Regions from separate parts of the Homo sapiens genome. Here region 2 is linked to region 1. Evidence: chromatin loops called from intact Hi-C (ENCODE). Cell type or tissue: GM12878. All regions are shown on one strand. Links, peaks and the distances in the headings refer to the core of each region. The heading gives the core; the rest is flanking DNA.

What was found. Hi-C counts contacts between places; a loop is a spot of excess contacts. Peaks named below come from ENCODE experiments on the same cell type or tissue, not always from the same donor. Only the 100,000 strongest peaks of a DNase experiment are listed, where the experiment ranks them.
Region 2: a loop joins it to region 1, with 4 times the contacts of the local background. A loop is called at or near these places in 23 of 110 quality-filtered maps.

What each region holds. Positions count from the first base shown.
Region 1 is chr9:99,261,931-99,270,159 of GRCh38, forward strand. No RefSeq gene overlaps it. Among named protein-coding and RNA genes, the nearest start is that of SEC61B, 44 kb to the left of the region's middle. RefSeq lists an enhancer at 1,386-1,525. In GM12878, for the core only: a CTCF peak has its summit at 4,796; a DNase peak (open chromatin) is centred at 4,751; H3K27ac peaks cover 504 bases.
Region 2 is chr9:99,804,623-99,812,408 of GRCh38, forward strand. It overlaps LOC101928438 (a long non-coding RNA gene), which reads right to left. Exons shown (of 7, transcript NR_109802.1): 2 at 1,249-1,369. Among named protein-coding and RNA genes, the nearest start is that of NR4A3, 13 kb to the right of the region's middle. In GM12878, for the core only: a CTCF peak has its summit at 2,844 (motif pointing right); no DNase peak of the experiment used is centred there.

The DNA.
Region 1 (8,229 bases), core at 1,912-6,911:
AAGGCTTAGAAAGGCTGCTGCTCTTGGCAAAGGCACGATGAGTTGGTTTTGGACATCTGCAGTGATGGGAGGATGTTCAATTGGGATGTCCAGTAGCATCAGAATTACCACCCAAGTTCACGTGAGCAATGAGTCTGGCAGGGGAGCCTCTGGAGTGAGCTTGGAGAGAGAGGAACTCTGTAACAGTGAGAAGAGCCAGAGAAGCTGATGTTTAACCTTTGAGAAATGCCAGTGATTATGGGCAGAAGACAGAAGTCAAGGCAGTGGAGCAGCCACAGAAATGGGCAGTGCATCAAGATTGGGACATGTAACTGATACCAAGGAAAGAGACATTCTCCAGGGGAGGGACTTGGTTAGAAGCATCAAGCCCTATAGTTTCTTTCTTTGGTTCACTAATTCTAATTCCTTCAGCAAATGTTTAGAACTTCCTTCTCTGAGTCTGGCCATATTTCAGGAGATAGAGATATAAAATCAAACACAGGCCGGGCACAGTGGCTCACACCTATAATCCCAGCACTTTGAGAGGCCAAGGCAGGTGGATCACCTGAGGTCGGGAGTTCAAGACCAGTCTGGCCAACATGGTGAAATCTCGTCTCCACTAAAAATACAAAAATTAGCTGGGCGTATTGGTGCATGCCTGTAATCCCAGCTACTTGGGAGGCTGAGGCAAGAGAATCGCTTGAACCCGGGAGGTGGAGGTTGCAGTGAGCCAAAATCATCACGCCACTGTACTCCAGTCTGGGTGACAGAGCGAGACTCCATCTCAAAAAAAAGAAAAGTTCGGGCGTGGTGGCTCACACCTGTAATCCCAGCACTTTGGGAGGCTGAGGCGGGTGGATCATGAGGTTAGGAGTTCGAGATCAGCCTGGCCAATATGGTGAAACCCCATCTCTAGTAAAAATACAAAAATTAGCTGGGCATGGTGCCACATGCCTGTAGTCCCAGCTACTCGGGAGGCTGAGGCAGAAGAATTGCTTGAACCTGGGAGGCGGAGGTTGCAGTGAGCCGAGATTGCACCACTGCACTCCAGGCTGGGCGACAGAGCGAGACTCCATCTCAAAACAAAACAAAACACAAAAACACAGCCTCTGCCTTAGAAGCACTTAATCAAGTGAGAAAAAGCAATGCAAATGCAGCTGCGGTTCATTGTAAAGCCTCTCACAACAGTCTGACTACAGTGTGGCCCTTCGCTCTCCCGTCATCAGGAGGAAGCTGGAGGGAGATGCAGTTCTGTGCACCACAAAGTTGTTCAGAGACGTTTTGGAGGTACCAAGTTTCCCATCATCAAGATTGTTCAAGGTTTGCTAGATGACCGTGTGATGGAAATATTAAAAAGGGGATATAAGCCTCAGTTATGACCTTTCTTCCAATCCTGAGACTGAACCACAAATATTCTGCTTCTACTTCCCTTTCTCTAGGTAGACTCTGACAGCCATGATCATGAATTCTGCTTGAAGGGTGTGGTCCTAGGAGTGGAAGAATGTTGGGAATAGTCCCGTGCAGTGGGAAGGACACTGAGGGCACAGGCGGAGTCTTGTGTTCTAGTTGCAGCTCTGCTGTTGACCTGTGGTGAGACCCTGGAGAAATCTTTCCCCTCTCTGGGTCTTAATGTTTCCTTCTGCACCGTGGGAGTGAGACTAAGTGTTCTCTGTGGTCTATTCCAGTGCTTCTCATTGCTGCCTCTGGGGAAGGACCATTTTTGGGGTTATATCTTTATTGTGATATAATTCACATACCATACAATTCACCTATTTAAAATGTACAATTAAATGGTTTTTAGTATATTCACAGAATTGTACAACCATCACCATGCTCAATTATAGAACATTTTCATCATCCCCAAAAGAAACCCTTTAACATCAACACCTTTTTCCATCAACACCTTCACCATCCCCAAAAGAAACCCTTTTCCATCAACACCTAATCCCGTTGTCTCCCTGCTGGCCCTAGGATACTTTCTGTCTCTATAGATTTCCCTATTCTGGACCTTTCATATAAATGGAATCATACAGTATGCATTTTAGGTAACTGTCTTCTTTCATTTGGAACAGTTCCAAGGTTCATCCATGGTAGCATGTATTGATACTTCACTCCCTCCTATTACTGAATGCTGAGTAATATTTTATTGTATAGATATAACACATTTCATTTATCCATTTGTCAGTTGATGGACAGTAGTTTGTTTCTACATTTTGGCTATTATGAGTGAAACTGCTATAAGCATTGGTGTATCGGTCTTTTATGTGGAGGTATGTTTTCAATTCTCTTGGTAATATACCTAGGAGTGCAACTACTGGATGATTAATTACTTCTCTGATCTTACATCCTGCCCCACCCCCTCCACACTCCCTGTGCTCCAGTCACAGGGGGCGCCACCTACTTGTACTTCCAATTCTTCAGCCCATGCTTTTGGAACTCTGCAGTTTTGCCCACACTACTTTTTCCCCTGAGATGTTATTCCCTTCCATCATTTGGGGTGCAAGTCTTTTGTGTTACTAAAGGCCCAGCTTAGATGTCATTTTCTCTGCAAAACCTTCCTCCAGTGCTTCCTCTTGTGAAAGCCATACAATCCCATGTGCCTCTTTCACAACACTAGGCATTTTCTACCTTGGATTGCAGTTATTTTCTACTCAGGTCTTATTGCCTCTTCTAGACTATAACCTTCTTAGCTCTATCTGCTTTTTAGATTTACTTTTTGTTTTTGAGATGGAGTTTCACTCTTGTTGCCCAGGCCAGAGTGCAGTGGCACGATCTCGGCTCACTGCAACCTCTGCCTCCTGGGTTCAAGCGATTCTCCTGCCTCAGCCTCCAGAGTAGCTGGGATTACAGGCGCCTGCAACCACACCCGGCTAATTTTTTGTATTTTTAGTAGAGACAGGGTTTCACCATGTTGGCCAGGCTGGTCTGGAACTCCTGACCTCAGGTGATCCGCCCGCCTCAGCCTCCCAAAGTGCTGGGATTACAGGCATGAGCCACCGTGCCCGGCTCTAGATTTACTTTTATATTCCAAGTGCTTTGCACATAGCAGACCCTGTATAAATGTTTGAATAGTGAGCATTTTGTGTGCTTTGTTATTGAATTATTTTAAGACAGTAGGTACCTCTACGCTCTAATGGCTCTCAGGGTTGTGACAGCCGTGCACGTCTTCTCAGAATGAAAGCACATTTTCTGGGCAGCATTTGAGGGTAAGCTGAGCTGCCTTCTCTTCCTTTAGCCCATTTCCCTGGTCTCTAGCCTGACACGAGCATCTCAGACTCTTCCTCATGCTTCCAGCTAAAATCTAACAAATTACTCTGAAATACAAGGTTATGTGTTATGGATCCTGACTTCTTCGAGCATTGCTTATGACTGAAATTTATAAACAGACAGCCGTCTTCCTGGATGACCTAACAAATCATATTCCCCTAGAATATGAGCTCAATGAGATGTTTAGAGCTCAATTAGATGTTTAAAGCATCAGATAGTGCCATGGACTAGGTGACTTCCTGCCCTATGCAAGGTAGGAGGTGGCCTTGACAAATGGTCATCTGGTCTTAGACTGAACATTTCCAATAACAAATAAATACCTTCCTCCCAAGGCCCCTTGATGAGTGCGCAAGGTTTCCTTTACATTGGACCGAAATCTTCCATCCTGCAGCTCTCAGCCATCGTGCCCAGCTTGGCACTTGGGGCACCTCAGTCCACCTCTACTCCCTCGTTCCAGCACAGCCCTTCAAGTTTTGAAAATAGGACTGGGGCTTCTGTGTTTGTTCTTATGCAACCAGAAAGGCCCCAGTTCTCAACACTTAATAAGAAATAGTAAAAATTATAAATAAAAAATCAATAATCATACTTCTGAGTAAAAAAATAAAACCAAAATAGTACAATAAAAAAGTGACAATATTAAAATTATGGTCTTTAATATCTCATTATCAAGCATTTAGCATGTGCTGGGCATTGTGCCAAGCCCTTAATGTGAATTCACTCTTTCCACTCTCACAACAACTGTACGAGGTAAGGGCTGTCATCTTTCCCATTTGACTGATAAGGAAATGGACACTCGGAAAGAATAAGTAACTTGATGAAAGTTACATAGCTACTGGTGGAGCTACTGAGTGCAGGTGTGTCTTCTTCTTGAGTTCAAGGTCTCAATTCTATGCACACAGCCTCACTAGTGGTCCCTGCCATGTGAATGTGGCCCTTCCCAGGGAGCTGGATGGAGGTGGCTGGCCTTGCATTTCCATGGTTCAGTGGGAGGCACATGGGAACGAGAGTCAGGAGTCATGGGTTCCAATGTGGACACTCCTAGCCTAGGATATAAATCTGCACAAAGCCCCCTTCTTGCTCAAATCTCAGTAATGTAATTCTTAAAATGACTAGGCTAAATTGTCAAGTTGCTCTCGGCTGTGATTTGGACATTCCAGTCTTCCCTGAATGCGCTACACCCTTTCACAACTCTGGGCCTTTGAGCTTCCAGTCTTATTGCCTGGAAGTTTCTTCCATCTTCTACTACTGTACTCATCTTTAATAATGACTCATCTTTGAAGAGCTGATTTGAATAGCACATTCTCTATGTAACCTTCCCTGAACTCCAGGTAAGGTCAGCCTTGCCCCTCCGTGTTTCCTGCACACTTGCACAGGTCTCTGCTCTAGAGTCTGTGATTGTCTCCCGAGATGGACCGTGAACTTCTCAAGGGCAGAGACTTGTTTGTTCACCACAGTGACCTTAGCACGGTGCTAGCCACGTGGGTCCTTGTTTTTTCAAGGACTCTTGGACTGCCAGTTGTTATGACGCCGTTCAGCCTCACGCCTGCTAGATGGCGCTGCAGCCCACCAGAATGGAGCCCGCTGGTCTGCAAAACCACAGGTGCCTCCAGCGGGGGCTTCAGACCGCACTGGGAGGTATTTGGCCAGGAGCCCTGGAAAAGCAAAAGTTTTCGTTTTCTCCTTATCGTCTCAGTTTTGACTGCTGCTACTGAACAATGTATCTTTCGATTCCTTGAGGCCTAGGGAGGTGGAGGTCTCTCCCTTCTTTCCTCTGCCTCCTAGCAGGAGAATTTAGGCTACTCCTTTCCTGTTTGGACTGTTCCAGGTTGATTTATTGTCCAATGTTCTACCTGCTGATTTTTGTCACGTGTCACCCTCACCTACTCCTCTGAAAAAAAGAGGAAAGATACAATTCAGCACTTCATGGCAATATTGCTGACCAAGTGAACTCCTGCCATCTCTATTCCCTTTTACTATTGGCTAACATCTGCTTTGTTTCATTTTTCTGCATCTTCTTTCACTCTTTTCAGCATCTCACAGCAGCCCACACGTCTTTCTTCTAGCAGAAGGAAAGCATTATGGTATAGTGGTTAAGGGCACTGGGGCTGCTCTGACTGGATTTGAATCTTGTCTTTGCTACTTATTGGTTCTAGGACTTTGGGCAAATTTCTTAACCTCTCGGTGACTCAGTTTCCTCATTTGTAAAAGGGAAATAATAATAGTACCTACGTAAAAGCGTTGTCACGAAGATTCAATAAGTTCTTGGTGCTTTACCTTAAAAAGGGTCAATAAACACTAAGTACTACAAATGCTTATTATAGAACATACAATTGGAATTCATTAATTTGTGTTCAATGTACCCCTTATGTTAAGTTGTGAGCCCTAAGAGGTTCACGTTGGGTCTGTCTTGTTCATTGTTGTATCCTTAGCCCCCACAAGAGTGCCGGGAGTATGATAGAGGCTTCGTTAAAATTTTTGGAAGAACCAAAGTCTGTTCTGTTTCTCCTGTATAATAAAAATGAAACAAAATTATGATATATATTGTTTACCCATTTAAATGGTCTAGGATTTAAAATTAATAATACCTAATGTTGCCTGGGGCATAAAATGGATGCTTTCATTTATCGCTGGTCTATTATAAAATGGTAGAATTTTTTTGGAAGGCAATTCGACAATATGTGGAAAGATCCTGAAAAAAGTGACTCAGTAAATCAACTGTTAATCAATCGTTCTTTCTTTCTTTCTTTCTTTCTTTTTTTTGAGACAGAATCTTGCTCTATAGCCCAGGCTGGAGGGCAATGGCCAGATCTTGGCTCACTGCAACTCCATCTCCCAGGTTCTAGTGATTCTCCCACCTCAGCCTCCCGAGTATCTGGGATTACAGGCACCTGCCATCATGCCCAGCTAATTTTTGTATTTTTAATACAGACAGGGTTTCACCATGTTGGCCAGGCTGGTCTCGAACTCTTGATCTCAGGTGATCCACCCGCCTCGGCCTCCCAAAGTGCTGGGATTACAGGTGTGAGCCACTGCGCCCGGCAATTTGTTTTTATCTGAGTGCTCAGACATGCATAAAATTTTAAGTACAAGGGTGTTAATCACAGCAGTATTTATTCTATTAAAAATCACCAAGAATTGAAGAGAAACACTGAAATACTTTAATAAATGATGACATGCCCATGTGATGGACTATTATGCAGCCATTAAGTGATCTCTTCTGTGGAATAATTAATGACATGGGAAAACATTCCTGATACAAGCTTAAGTGACAAAATTAACAAAACTGGGTATACAGAATGGGCACATTGCTTAACTTCTCTAGTCTCAATTTCCTTATCTGTAAAATTAAGGTAATAATACTGCCTATCTCATGGCATTGTTACAAGGTTTAAAAAGTATTTTAAAAGGTTTAAATAATTTTATTAGTTCTGGGCATGTGAATAAGATCTCAACACTTATTAGCTACTGTCATAAAATACATATCAGGAAAACAAGACTGGAAGGAAATATAGCAGAGTGTTAATGGTGGTTAATCTCAGACGGTGGGATTACAGGGGTTTTAATTTTTCTTTTTATAAAGCAAAGTATGTGTAAAGCAGCTAATATAGTGCTAGACAATAGTGGGTGCTCAATAAATGTTAGCTAGCATGATTCTATTTTTCCTTTCTCTCTCCCTTTTTTTTGACACAAGGTCTCGCTTTGTCACCCAGGCTGGAGTGCAGTGGTGCAGTCATGGCTCACTGCAGCCTTAACTTCCTAGGCTCAAATTATCTTTTTTCCTTAGCCTTCTGAGTAGTTGGGATGGTAGGCATGTGCCACCATGCCTGGTTACTTTTTAATTTTTATTTTCTGTAGAGACAGGGTATCTCTATGTTTTCCAGGCTGGTCTCAAACTCCTGGGCTGAAGTGATCCTCCTGCCTTGGCCTCCCAAAGTGCTGGGATTACAGGTGTGAGCCACCATGCCTGGCTTCTCTCTTTAATTTTTAATAATGAACATATATATGTTTTAAAGCTATTTAATATAGCAATTATGTTAGTTTTTTGAATTTTTTAACTAATTAAAACCCCCCAACATAACATGTAGTCTATGCCAGGCTTCGTGACAACCATTCAAGGCTTATCTGGCAAGGTAGACTGACTGTGGGCCTTTCCCCTTCAGCTGGGAGCCCAGTATAACCAATTCAGTTCTGTTTGCATCATCTTCTTTTTAAGATTCCCCCAAATATTCCTTCCCTATGGCGAATCCTAAGTCATTTTTTAAAATAACATGTTCCTTTTATGACTCAGTAGTTTTCTCTGTTGGCCTTTCTTCCTCAGGCTTTCCTTTTTCACAACAAATTCCATGACTATCTTAACTGCTTTCCCCCGATTTTATCCCACACCGCACTCTCCTTTCCCATCCAAAACAAATAACAATTCATCTCTCCCCTGCAAATGAAGTCAAGATTGTTGATAAACATCATTTTTACCTCTTTTAAGTCCAAATAAAAATTAAGTGTATGAGTAAGTTGGGATTACAAATCAGAGAGGAAAGAATGACTAATCTGATGAAAGATATTGGGAAATTTGACCAACTATTTTGGGGAGAAAAAAAATTGAGATTCCTATGGCATACTATGCAACAAAATAAATTCCAGACACATTTAAAAATCATATCTAGGAAAACATGAAGAAAATATTGGTGAGTATCTCATCTCAGGGTAGGGAAAACCTTTTTAAGGACTTATGATATACAACGGTATATGTGTCTAAATAAACATAAAATCTCCTCTAAATAAAGTACAAAAAAGGGAAAACAAAAATATTTGCAAGACTTATGACAAAGACAGATATCCTTAAGATAGAAAAAGTCTTTACAAATCAATAAGAAAATTTGAGTACGTCATTAAAAAATGAGCAAAGATAAGCAAAGTTAAAAGATAAGTGATGGAGCATGAGAAGATTTTTATAGCACAGAAAACAGATTAAGCATTAATAAAGCA
Region 2 (7,786 bases), core at 939-5,938, 540 kb after region 1:
TCTTAAAGTCAGTCCTTAGAAGAAAAAGGCAGAGAGAGAGATTTGAGACACACAGAAGAGAAGACACAGAACAGAAAAGAAGGCTATAATGACCACAGAGGCAGAGACTGGAGTGAGGCAGCCACAAGTCAAGGAATGCCCCATACACAACAGAAACTGGAAGAGGCAAGGAACAGATTTCTCCCCCAAAGAGCCTCCAGAGGGAATGTGGCTCAGCCAACACCTTGATTTTGGACTTCTGGCCTCCAAAAGAGTTAAAGAATAAATTTCTATTGCTTTAAGCGACCTAGTTTGTAGTAATTTGTTACAGCAACCACAAAAAAGCAACACAGTGAGCAAAAGCATTTTGGTAGGGAGCCCTGGGTTCAAGTCCCACTCCTGTCATTTAGTCCCTATTTGCTTCAGTAAGTCTGTTAGCCTCTCAGAACCTCCAAACCTGTACTACTATTACCCTGAGTTCTTATAAGAATCAAAGGAGATCTTGTATATGAAAACATTCAGAGTATTATAAAGTCCCATACAAATATGAATTATTATTCTTATACTTTACCTGGAATTTCAAATGAGTTTGGAGCCTGGGCTCTTTAATCAAGTCCTTTTGTTACAACTCTTTACACAAATAATACCTGCCTAATTTCAGCAGTGCCAACATTGTATCAGTTATTATTATTTTAGAGATGGGGTCTTGCTCTGTCCCCCAGGCTAGAGTACAGTGGGGCAATCATATCTCACTGCAGCCTCAAACTCCTGGGCTCCAGCGATCCTCCTGGCTCAGCCTTCTAAGTAGCTGGGAATACAGGCACTCACCACCACATTGGGCTTGCTATTTATGTATTTATTTATGAGTGAATGAGAGGGGGGTCTCACTATGTTGCCCAGGCTGGTCTGGAACTCTTGGCCTCAAGCAATCCTCCCACCTCAGACTCCCAAGTCTCTGGGATTACAAGTGTGAGTCACCACAGGCCCCATATCAATTCTTAACATCAACTTTTATTTATAGAATTAAGCTGTCACTAATGTACACAGTATCTCTTTAGTACTAGGATTTAATGAAGTCTCATTACCACTAACCTTATCATCTATTTTACTTCCCTCCAGATATCCTCTATTATCACATCAATTTAGTAGCGAGATCATCTAATTGGTTTATTGGCCCCATTTACATTAACAAATCAGTTTTAACCAGTTTACTTTCAATAATATTTGTGAACTCCTTAACATAATCATATATTATTTCTCTAAACTAACCTTAATTATTCCATACTGAATTCTTCTCAGCCAAGAATGAACCATTAATAACTCTTCTTCCTATTTCTGGTTTTCCCCAACAGGTAGATTCTGATCTACTGCCAGACCTAGTTCTTCTTTCCTGAAATAAAGTATATTTATGAAGTACAATAATAAATTAAGGCTATCAGCTCCACAAGTTATGCACAAAAATTAATTTCGTAACTCTATAATCTCACTTCATCCACACACGAGTTTATATTTTCTATGGAATTTTTCCATTACTATTTCATAAGAAAGGCCACCAAACATACTCCAAGTTATGGAATGGCTGGTCAACTGCAAGCTTCAATTTTTTTCCTTCAGGGCAAGGAAGTTTGACATTAAAAATAAGGAAATGGCATATTGATAATGCAGTCTGATATAAGAATTTATTTTCTTATGCCTTTTAACCATTGAATTTGAATGGCATTCCAGTCTTAACTTAGATCTAACAGAGTATTATAAAAATATTATTCTCTGAAATTTTGCCTCTTCAGAAATCTTTAAACAAATGTAAAATAATCTTTCCCAAACAGAAGTTGAAACAGTAAAAACTTCAATGGACTTTGAGATTTGCAAATGTAACAATCACTTACAATCATTATCACTAACGATTTATATCCTTAAGATGAAACATCCTTCAAGAATGCATTAGGTGCACCAGGTGCAGTGGCTAATGCCTGTAATCCCAACACTTTGAGAGGCCAAGGTAGGAGAATCCCTTGAGCCCAGTTCACGACCAGCCTGGGCAACACAGGGAGACCTCATCTCTACAAAAAATGAATAAAATTAGCCTGGTGTGGTGGTGCACACCTGTAGTCCCAGCTACTCAGGAGGCTGAAGTGGGAGGACTGCTTGAGCCCAGGAGGTCAAGGCTGCAGTGAACCGAAACTGCACCATGGCACTCCAACCTGGGCAATAGAGTGAGGCCTTGCCTCAAAAAAAAAAAAAAAAAAAAAAAAAAAAAGCATTAGGTGCTCCTCCTGAGTCACTAAAGTATGGGTGATGTTATTTTAATATACTTAACTTCACTGCCTTTCCATAGGTAGCAATTAAATCATTCCCAAGATGCAAGTTAAACATTTGGTTCTCAGGATCACCAGTAAAAATTTCAAATCAAAACTTAGGAAATCCACAGCCACTATTTTGTACAAACATAGATTAATACTACTCTATGGCATAACCCACAACTTTAAATATTTATCCCCCTGTGAATGGGATTATAAAGGTACCTACTATATCATCTCAGACCCAATAAGAAGTTTAGCAACAAATGTCTCCTAATTTTCATGATCTCCATGTGGCCTATATAAAAGTAAACTGTGAACCTCTTCCAACAACAGTAGCCTCTACATTTTTTAACCAATTTCACATGAGACTGACAAGATACTAGTTATCCTGAGAAATGTGTTAAGTTTCCTGACAAATAAAGCCTGAACTAAGATCTCCCTTAAGTAGTCTAACTCTACAACCTCAGAATTCTTAAGAAACAAAAAATATCCTAAGAAGTTATCCATTCCCCTCATCCATCTTAGCAACCAAGTGGAGAATCTGGCCCCTCGCCACTAGAGGGGGGTGTTTCTTTTATTGGTTTCTCTTTCCCCCTAATTCGGCTGACCAGAATTTCTGGTTGAACTAGAAATAAGCCTCAAGATCAACATCCTGACCTTTATTTTTAATATCGTGTGGCCTTTTTTCTTTTTTTCAGGCCTAGTTAACACTAAAATATAAATTTCAATCCCTAATTACTTGTACTATTATGCCCCACATCATACTCCGTTGCCTTTCTACAAAGAGACTAACAAACTACACAATTTAGAGACTTTGACATTAGTTCACTGAAAATAAACAGAAAATCCAACCAAGTTTGAGTGTTTTTTTAAAAAAACCTTCTCATTTGCCAGGTTCATTATTTCATTTGAATCACTATAATACTATTTTAAAAATTAGACAGACAATAGCAACAAACTTTAAGGAAAAAATATACTTAAGAGACTTGCCCAAAATTTCAGGTAGCAAATGGCTAGGCCATAATGAAGACTCAAATGCTCTGACTCCTAGACCATTTCCAGTTCTATTATTCTATGCCATGAGTGAAAGGTACTAGATGAGAAGACCAAGGGGTGAACTACTCTTACTTTTTACTCTACCAGTCTAGAGCAAATAGATGTATGATTACTCATGTAACTCACTATTGCTCCTGGCAAATAACATATACCCATCTGCTTAGAATAGTCTCCACTGGCCACAAAATCAAGTCACAAGATGAGGAAGGAGTGGATGAAGGAGATAAGGGGAAAGAGTTGCAGAAGAGAAGAAAATAAATCTATCAAACAATCTTGAGGTCAGGCATGAGACACAAAATATACAAAAGTGAGGACCAAGATCTAAGCAAGAAATCAGAATCAGAATCAGAAAAAGAAGGAATGAACAACAAATGGTAGCAGTCACACCACCAGATATTCAAACAACCCAAAAGACTCTGGAAGAGACAATGAGTGCTGTTTGATTCCTTGCTGCTTCCTATGAAGATCCCTGGTCTAAGGCAGAGCCCCTTAGAAAAGATAGAGACAAGACCTGGCCAGTTAGAATCTGCATCCACTTTATGAAGGCAGAAGACATGGGGAGGGAAGAGCCCCAGCAAAAAGAAACCTATCCAAATAATATCAAATCCACCTGACGTGAATCTGCTTGGGACAAAGTAGGTATCACATCAGGATGTTTCTGGCTGCAAATGACAAATTCGCAGATCATGCCTACTTACACAATGAGGAACTGTATTATCTCACAGAACTGGAAGTTCAGAGGTAAGGCAGACCAAGTACAATACAATCAGCAATTCAGGAAGGTCATCAAGGGCTCAGGTTTCTTCCATCTGTTCTGTCATCATCTAGATCAGCTGCACCCCCCAAAGCTAGTTTCCCTCATGGTCCCAAGATGGATAGAGCAGTTCTAGCCACTATACTCAAACATAAAATCACAGGGAGATGAGGCATCATCTCTTTCTTTTCTCTCTGTTTAGAATCAATAAATCCTTTCCCAGAAGCACTCAAGCCGTCTGTAGACTTTTCCTTCATCTCTCATTGGCCAGAATAGGTTACAGGCCATTCCTAACTCTTCACCGGCAAGGGAAATGGGATTAACCATGACTGCTTAGACAAATCACCTGCGGTGGGATGAATACTGGGGAGTCAATCACCATGACCATACCATGGGCAATTTATACTGATGAGTATTATTATGACATTGTTTTCACTCCATAACAAATCTATAATGTGATTATGCTGCTTCAATGATCTTAACTACAAGGCATGTGCTTTGCCTGAAATCCAGATAATTACTCTTTGCTCACATCCCATATTTTTCAACATGAACTTATTTATCAGATAGAAAACATTTTATTAAAACTTTCCCAGTCAGGCCAGGCATGGTGGCTCACACCTATAACCCCAGCACTTTGGGAGGCCAAGGTAGGAGGATCCCTTGAGCCCAGGAGTTTGAGACCAGCCTGGACAACATAGGGAAACCCCTGTCTCTACAATTAAAAAAAATTAGCCCGGTGTGGTGGCATATACCTGTAGTCCCAGCTACCTGAAGCCAGTAGGATCGCTTGAGCCGGGAGGTCAAGGATGCAATGAGCCATGGTCTTGCCACTGCTCTCCAGCCTGAACAACAGATCAAGACTTTGTCTCAAAGAAAAACAAACAAACAAAAACTTTCTTGGTCAATCCACTGTAAAAAAAAAAAAACAAAAAACAATAACTTTAATGTAACATCTTAGAAGCAAGAGTAGTAACTCATTTGTCTCCCACAGCAACTACAGTGGATACAGCCACCTAGAACCCAACCTTGAGAAAGACTTAAAGCTGAGTCTGGATCTAGTGAGAAATAGTGCCATGACTGATTAGTGAGTCTATCATGACTCAGGTTCAGGCACAACACATAGCACATATTTGCCAACCCTGTTTTAGAGAAAATCTCCTAATTTCCCTCCACTGATAATGGAGTTCTCTGCTGCAATGCCTCTTTATTCTTATTTTAATGGAGACCCAATATAATCCCTCCCATCTCTTCACTCTATCTGATTTGCATACATATACATATAACATATATCAAGCATGAACTCCAAAAAAATTTTTATATATAACCAGAGAGTTCCACAGGAATTCTGGAACCAGGCCTCTTTAGTAACCATAGAAAGGCTTGGCAGAATGGTTTCATTTACAAAGTGTCTCACTTAAAGCAGGCAGGGGGGCCTTGAGAGCCCAGGCTGGATGCAGGCCTAGGCAGGATTGAGGGACAGAAGGGAAAAGAGAAAGGCAATCTATTCCCAGCTAAAGGTAGCCTGGCCCACAGTTGCACAAAGGAACCAAAATCTGATTCTCAACAAAAGTGACTAACCAATAACTGGAGAATGCTTAAATAAATTATGGCAAATTACAAACTATAGGTAGAGTTTATGTGTATAAAATGCACTTAGAAGGATAGGGAAGGACAACAGTGGTTATTCCTGGGTGAATTAATTTATAGCTTTTTTCTTTTTTCCTTCTAGTCTTTATCTACATTTTTCTGAATGTCCTGTACTGCATATGCACAGCCTTTTTTATGAGGGGAAAAGAAAAATAATACAGGAAACATGTTTTTATCTTATCACTGGGTGTTTTGTTTGTTCCAATTAACCTCTTATTGCCTTTTAGTTAAGATTACTCTTGTCCAACTATTCTCCTATTACTGGGTAGCTAGGTTGCTTTAACTTTTTGAAATCACAAGCAATCAAATGCTGCCATAGCTGAAAGTTAACTTGAACTGTAAAAGAAAAATACTGGAAAAGTCCCTAGAAAATGGACCAAAAGTATCTAATCATTTTACACTGAAATTACCACTACTCAAAAACTATTAACAGGATATTCATTTTGACCAACTCATTGTTTTGACGAAATCATTGTTTCAATTAATAGCTGATTACAACAAATCAGTTAACCAACTTGCTTTCAGCTAAATTGTACTTGACCACATTGCTTTTGGCCAAAATAACTTTTAAGTCAAATTGGTACTGGACAAAGAGGGTACTACCAGCATCAGGCGGCAAGTCTGAAGGCAGAGATAAGAAACAGGATCAAAAGGTAAGCCTCAATAATAAAGAATAGGCAAGATGGCCTGGACAAGTTTAGAAAGGAAATATAGCCTAGGGCAATGGTTCAAAGTGGAAGGAAGTCTTTTATCAGGTAGCTATAAAACTAGCCCACATAGCTTAGAGAATGCTAGTAAGGAAAGGTATCAAATAAATTCAGTTTCATCTGCCTGCTTGGACACTCTCACCTAGAAGAACAAAGCTAGGGTTTTCCCTAGGTTCCACAGATGAAACAACATCTGCTTGGGGTTCAAACTGAGAAGGAATGTTTCCAAAATCATTTATCCACAGCCTCACTTTCCAAGTAAATGAGGTTCTTGAGCTGGCCATTGCATCATGGGGAATCAACACCACCTTGTTGGCATTTTATGGTTCCCATCTCAAATTACAGAAGGTAATATCCCATGCTGTCAGACAAAGCAGAGGTAGCAGATGAGAGTAATTTGCATGGAGGGAAGCAACCCAAATCGGACTGCCTCTAGAGTAAAGGACCCAGGTAGTACACCTTTAGCTTCTGGAATAACTGATCACCATGACTAGAGAGAGCCCGAAGACATCTCCAGTTTGAACAGTCTTCTAAGGAACCTGATTACAGTTAGGATTTCTTTTTAACCAGTTATTGCTCAATGAAAAATCCTGGAGAGCTTCTGAGTACCCCGTATTCATTCCAACATTAACTGACTGCCAGGCTGCGTGCGGTATTGCTGAGGAAAGCAGGGAGGCAGCAGGGAGAAAGACATCTCTGCCACTGAAGAAGGTGTTCTACAGGAAGGAAAGCAGAGAATTGTATTCATATTCAGTCACAGCAGAGTAGGTGTGAAAAAAAAAAGGAGATGAATCAGTCTTGTTTTGAGTAAGAAGCAAAACAGCGTAGAGGTAGACTATTCACAAATGGTGTTGAGACAACTGCGTAGCCATTTGGAAAAAAATAAAGTTGGACCTACCTCTCATACCATACACCAGGAAAAATGGATCAAAAATTTAAATGCAAAACAGAAACCATGAAAGTAGTAAAAGCCAACGTGAGGGAATTCTTTCATAACCTTGGAGTAGTATAGATTTTTCTAACTATGACTAAATCTAGAAGTCATAAAAGACTGACAAATTCAAGTACATTTTTTAAAAAATCTACATAGCAAAAACATCATAAGCAAAGTTGAAAGACAAATGACAAACTACGGGGAAATACGCTGCAACTCATATAACAAAGGGCAAATCTCCATATTATAAACAGCAACTACAAAGTGATTTTTAAACCACCCCCACCTCCCAAAATAGGCAAAGGATATAAGACACACTTCACCAAAAGGAAATATAAATGGCTCTTAAGCATATGAAAAAGATGTTCTAACTTACTCATGAGAGAAAGAAATTAAAGTTACACTA